Regions from separate parts of the Homo sapiens genome. Here region 1 is linked to region 2. The links are chromatin loops, found by intact Hi-C in ENCODE. Cell type or tissue: PC-3. All regions are shown on one strand. Each heading gives the region's core, and the rest is flanking DNA. Links, peaks and the distances in the headings are about the cores only.

Region 1 (2,928 bases), core at 236-2,735, 140 kb after region 2:
GAATTTTAATTCAAATAGTAGGTATTAGCAATATTTGCATTTGAACTGGTGATCTGAGTACAGCAGATGACTCTCCCCAATGTGAACGGGCATTATCCAATCTATTGAGGGTCTGAATAGAATAAAAAGGCAAAGGAAGGGCGAATTTGCTTTCTCTGTTTGAGCTAAGACATCCATTTTCTCCTACACTTGGACACTGGTGTTCCCGGTTCTTGAGATATCTGACTCAGACTGGGATTTACACTATCTGCTCATTCCCTCACACATACCCCAATTCTCAGGTCTTTGGCCTCTGACTAAATTCCACCACTGGCTTTCTTTGTTTCTCAGCTTGCAAACAGCAGATTGTTGGACTTCTTGACCTCCATAACTATGTGAACCAATTCCTATAATAAATCTCCTTTTATATATACATGCCTGTATATACTTATCTTGTTGGTTCTATTTCTCTGGAGAACCCTGGCTAAGACAGTAACCTTCATGAGATCAGTGATCATGCTAAAGTTGTTCATAGATGCATCATTCCCCACTACCTAGAAGAGTTTTTCGCACAGGAGTTTCTTTTAAAATAAATAAATGCATGTTTCTGTTATCCAGTGCTGTGTAACAAATTACCCCAAAATGTAGTGGCTTAAAACAACAACCATTTCATTATATCTCATAATTTTGGGGGTCAGGAATTAAAGCAGGGCTCAGCTGGGAGATTCTTCTGTCAACTAAGCATCTTCAGTGATATCCAGATTGGTCTGGAGGGTCCAAAACAGCTTTCCTTGGATGTCTGATACTTTGGCAGGGATGACTGGAAAACTTGACTTAGCTGGATCTGATGACCAGAGTGCCTACACATGGCCTCTGCAACATTTCAAGGCAGTCAGACTTCTCACTTGATGCTTGAGGACTCCCAGAGAAGCATTCAAAGAGATGTGGACAAAAGATGCAAGACTCCTTTTATTTAGCCTTAAAAGTCCCACTCTGCAATATTCTATTTATCAAGTAAGTCACTAAGTCTAGCATATATTCAAGAGAAGGAAAATCTTCTCAAAGGGTGAATTAGCAAAGAATTTATGGGCATTTTTAATCTTCTACGATGCATGAAAGGAAAAAAAAAATGAACATGTAAAATCTGGCAGGGATCTAAAACAAGCAGTGATTTCCAAATCAGCCAGACATAAGTGGCTAAGAAGAAAGGAATTTACAACCCATACATCTTTTCTCTACCCACAAAAAGACCAACTTTTATAGGGAGAACAAACTCCTGGAAAATGTCCATTGAACACTATGTATTCACCACTTTATTGAGAACTTTATGTGTATTCCCTCATTTAGTCCTTACAAACCACACTACTGAGTGGATATTATTGTTATCACCCCATTTTTACAGATGACGAAATTGAAGCGCAGAGACATCAAGTAATGTTCAAGATTACACAATCAGTGAGTGACAGGATTGAGCTCCAAATTCAGTTTAACCTCAGATCCCACATCCTTATCCACCAAACCACAAGGCTCTCGTGGTAGGTATTATAATATATCGCAAGGCTGATTTTCTCCTGAAGAATGAGCAGAGGGGCCTATTTTAAGAAGATGGAAAGGACATGAGCTTTAGAATCAGCCTTGTGTCATACCTCTGGCTCTTCCTAGTATTAACTGTGCAGCTGTGGGCAAGTTATTTCACCTTAATTACTCATCTGTGAAATAGGGATGATAATATCTAGTTTGTAGGGTACAGTGACAATTAAAGAGAATATTTTAAAGTGCCTAGAATAGATCCATCACTTAAAAATACTTTAAAAGTTTTAATTTCTTTCTCAGATACATGACTAGTGCCCTACTTACAGAGAAAGAATCAATCCCATTGTATGTCACAATTTTTCATAAGAATTTCTCATTACATAATTAAATATTTATATTGAGAGAAAAAAGTGCTACAGAAATTTAGATTTATCTGTCTCTCTTGCCAGTTCAGTTTCTGTCCTGCCTAGTATGAACAAAAGAATTAATTCTTTTAACAAAAGGTTACCATTGACAAATAATTAGTATTAGCATTCAACACAATTTTTCATTGGTAATAGAAATAGTTTTAGAAAATGCTTACTTTTTAGTTACAATTAGTATTAGAATGACCTATAATATAATATGAGAAAGAAAAAAATGCTCTAGACTAGTATCTAGTTCCATAGTTTACTAAGTACCATAGGGGGAGAAATGGAGATATTAGAATATCAGCATTTCTGTTACAATCTTATGAACATGATTAGCATGAATATTTTATTACCAACAGTGTATAGTCACAGTTTTGTAAGAAAATGATTTTCTTTTCTACAGCTAAAAGCACAAAATTGGCACTCAACCACTTATAACTCTTATAATAATTTATACTTCTATTTTAATTCTTAAATTAGCTACTTGCCTACCAAATAACAAAGAATGTCGATTTTGTTTACCATTCTCAAGTTCTGTACTTTCCAAATAAGGATGAGAAATAAACTGAGAACAGGCAGGCAGTCCAAGTATACAGAACATAAGTGTACCAGGGAAGAAGTAGGACAGCTTGCAATGACCTAAGAAGAAAGCTTGGAGCAATTAGAAGAAGGAGGAGAAAACGTAGCTAGAGGTCAAGGGTAAAGCAGTTTACTATAGAGGCCTAGACAAATATATGACAAACACAGAAGTTGGAAACATTCTTGACTTCTAATAATGCTGTATTTATAAGTACCATATTTAAAAACCAGAATTATCCTCTAGCATACATTTTATAATGGCTTAAGTTACAAATTAGAGTTTTTAATCTCAGAGTAGGAGGACTTCTCTAAAGCCACAGAATATGAGTATTATAGAAGTAAGAGAGAAATGGGTAAGAAAACAAGTCCTGGTGATTCCAATCTTCTTAAAAATTATGATGCTTTCTTTCTTTCTTTCTCTCTCTCT
Region 2 (2,928 bases), core at 228-2,727:
AACAACTTCTGGACCTTAAATTGAAGAGTACTGCACTGTATATATTTGAACCAATGACTTTCAGTAAGTGTGAGTGTGTGTGTAAGTGTGTGAGGGTGGAAGACACTTCAGTGCTTCCTTCCCAGGATTATTAATGTGAATTAACTATTAACTGATCAGTAATAAAGATGATGCAGTGAGAGAGAGTCAAGTTGAAACTGGACTGACTTCCAAGGTTATATCCTAATATCAGTAATTGCTTTGTAACTCTTAGGAAAATCCCTAATTTGACTTATTTTCATTCACTTTAAAAACCATAATCAATTATAAGTTATATTTCAATCCATTCCAGTTGAGTTTTCTTTTCTTTTCTTTTTCTGAGACAGAGTCTTGCTCTGTCGCGTAGGCTGGAGTGCAGTGGTGCGATCTCTACTCACTGCAACCTCCGCCTCCCGGGTTCTCGAACTCCTGACCTCAAGTGATCTGCCTGCCTCTGCTTCCCTAAGTGCTGCAGTTGAGTTTTCTTACCACTTCTAAGTAACACACATAGAAACTTGCTTCTCCTTCACCAAATGTTTGAAGAGGACATTTAGAAACTGTTACTCCTTGATAGCAGTAGAAGGATCACTTCAAATTAGAGTTGGAGAGAGTCTGATTTACAGAATGACAGTCTTAAAGCATTTAAAATGAAGATTATTTGGCAATTACCTAGGAAAGATTAAATATGTAGTAATAGTTTTATTAGTGTTTGCATTACAGGATTTACTGCTGTTTGTGTATTTGGTCACATGTTCCTTTTTTCCAATCAAATATTTGTGTTTTAATATGACAAAAAGTGATCAATTATAAATTTGATTAAAATAAAATTTCTAAAATGAATTCTAACATTTCCTTCCTATGAATAAGTACTTGTTAAATCTTTAAAATCACATATAAAGACCTATTTCCAAACAATAGGATTTCTTTTTCCATTACATATGATGATACGCCTGGCCAGAGCAGCCACATGTCATTGTTTATTCATTTATGCGAGATTTACATTTCATAGATGTCCATGAGCCCTTTTATCCTTAAATAAACAGTTTTATAAAAAGATGTATTACTTGTAAGTCTATATCATGAAAAGAACTTTTTCCTTTTTTGATCTGGCCTCCTCCTACCCTCACTTCCGTCATTTAAAAAAAAAATTTAAAAAGAAAGGGTCAGAGGAAATAGCTGGGGTTGGAAGGAGCCTAAAAGAATAAAAAAGCAGTTTATCCAGCAGCTGGTGGTTGCTTATTTGACATAGAAGTGACCAGACTCTTTCTAGATGTTTTCCTCCCATACACGATCTATAAACTTATAAAAAACTTAGAATATATAACACTTATTATAGATAACACTTATAATAATAAATATAAGTACATGCTTTATATGTGACAGATATGATTACTGTCTATGAGGATCTCTCAGTGTTTTGCAGGTCTTTATTTTTTAAATAAATAATCTTTAAAAACATTCCTGCAAAAAGAGCATAAGTCAGATATCTCAATTTTTAAAGGCTAGCGTAAAAAGTAAACATGAAGAGGCTAAGTTAAGGAAAATGCTCATGAAGATTCAGCTCTGGCATAGAATGCTGGTGTGAGTGTGTGTGTGTCCATGTGCACATGCACGCACACGAATGTGTCTCCATTTCTGCCTTTGCTTCTCTATATCTTAGGGTTTTTCTGTTTCTATGTTTCTCTAACTGGATCTCCTCTCTTACTTGCTTTATCAATCAATCTTTGGCAAAGCTGATTTTCCTTTATCTTGTCTGGAACATATTAATTGTCCTATTACAGTTTATCTTATACAAGCCGTAAGTTTCAACCCTTGCCCTAAATCTTGGTGTCTGCTCCACTAAAATATGGCAAATGTGGATGAATACATGTGAAACAACACATTCGAGGATGCAAAATGCCCTGATACATGTGGAGAAGGGAGTTGGGGAAGCAATGCCTGATGAATAGGAGAGAGGGGTTGCAGATATGTGGTGGGTATTTTTATATGGAGAACGTGATCATAATCCTATAACTTCTACCATGACCAAGGTAAAGGTATGGTACTGCCCCCTTAACTCCTACACAGTCAACAAACCCCTCCTGGGCATAGATGGGAGGCAAAAACAAATGAGGCCATGCTCTACCCTCTTGAATTTACAATTTTTTAAATGTAAACATGCCCAATTGTAAAGTGAAATATGTTACAGTGAAGCACATGGTTTTTTTTTAAGAAGCTCTGGGAGTATGAAGGAAAGGCTGGTCATATTCATTCATATATGTAATTTATCTTCCCCCCCTTTAGGCTGCCTTAAAGTTCAGTTAAATCTGATATCATCTTTACAAAATTTCAGGCAAGGAAAGGCAACAAGGAAGATCATAAAATATAATTTGTGCTGAATTATTTTTATATCCTCAACTCTGACCCCCAACACCACCATTTGAAGGCTTCTTGTCCTGTTACTTAAGGACAATCTTAGGCTTGCTCCCCACGCCCCAAAACTCTCATTAGTAATTGTAATGGTAGACTGAGCCAAAAGTGTCATAGTTACATCCTTCTCAACAAACACCCTAACAAGTCTTTTTGCCTCTGAATAACAGCAACAAAGACAAACCCCAGCTACCTAGGTCTGTGGGTTGGTAGTTCCCATCTTCAAGTCATTATTTAATTGAAAATGTATTTTTGATTTGTTAGAAAGAAAAATAACTGGCAAAGTTTATCAGGAATATATTAGCATAAAATGTCAATTCTTAATTTGTAAGTAATAATGTGGAAAATGGCAGATCATTAATTCCTGATTTGGTCAGTAATCAAAAGCTAGGAGACATTCTGAAATGCCTACTAGTGGATCTTAGGCAATTAAAACATCTCCCAATGTTCCTAGAATATTTTCACTCAGACTCTTGAATATGTCAAACTGGTTGGCAATAT

Evidence for each region. Hi-C counts contacts between places; a loop is a spot of excess contacts. Peaks named below come from ENCODE experiments on the same cell type or tissue, not always from the same donor. Only the 100,000 strongest peaks of a DNase experiment are listed, where the experiment ranks them.
Region 1: a loop joins it to region 2, with 2.7 times the contacts of the local background. A loop is called at or near these places in 2 of 110 quality-filtered maps.

What each region holds. Positions count from the first base shown.
Region 1 is chr12:89,732,347-89,735,274 of GRCh38, reverse strand. The region is part of intron 2 of LOC107984543 (a long non-coding RNA gene); the gene reads right to left. Among named protein-coding and RNA genes, the nearest start is that of ATP2B1-AS1, 25 kb to the right of the region's middle. In PC-3, for the core only: no CTCF peak of the experiment used is centred there; a DNase peak (open chromatin) is centred at 1,424; H3K4me3 peaks cover 832 bases; H3K27ac peaks cover 2,429 bases.
Region 2 is chr12:89,876,021-89,878,948 of GRCh38, reverse strand. No RefSeq gene overlaps it. Among named protein-coding and RNA genes, the nearest start is that of LINC02399, 70 kb to the left of the region's middle. In PC-3, for the core only: no CTCF peak of the experiment used is centred there; no DNase peak of the experiment used is centred there.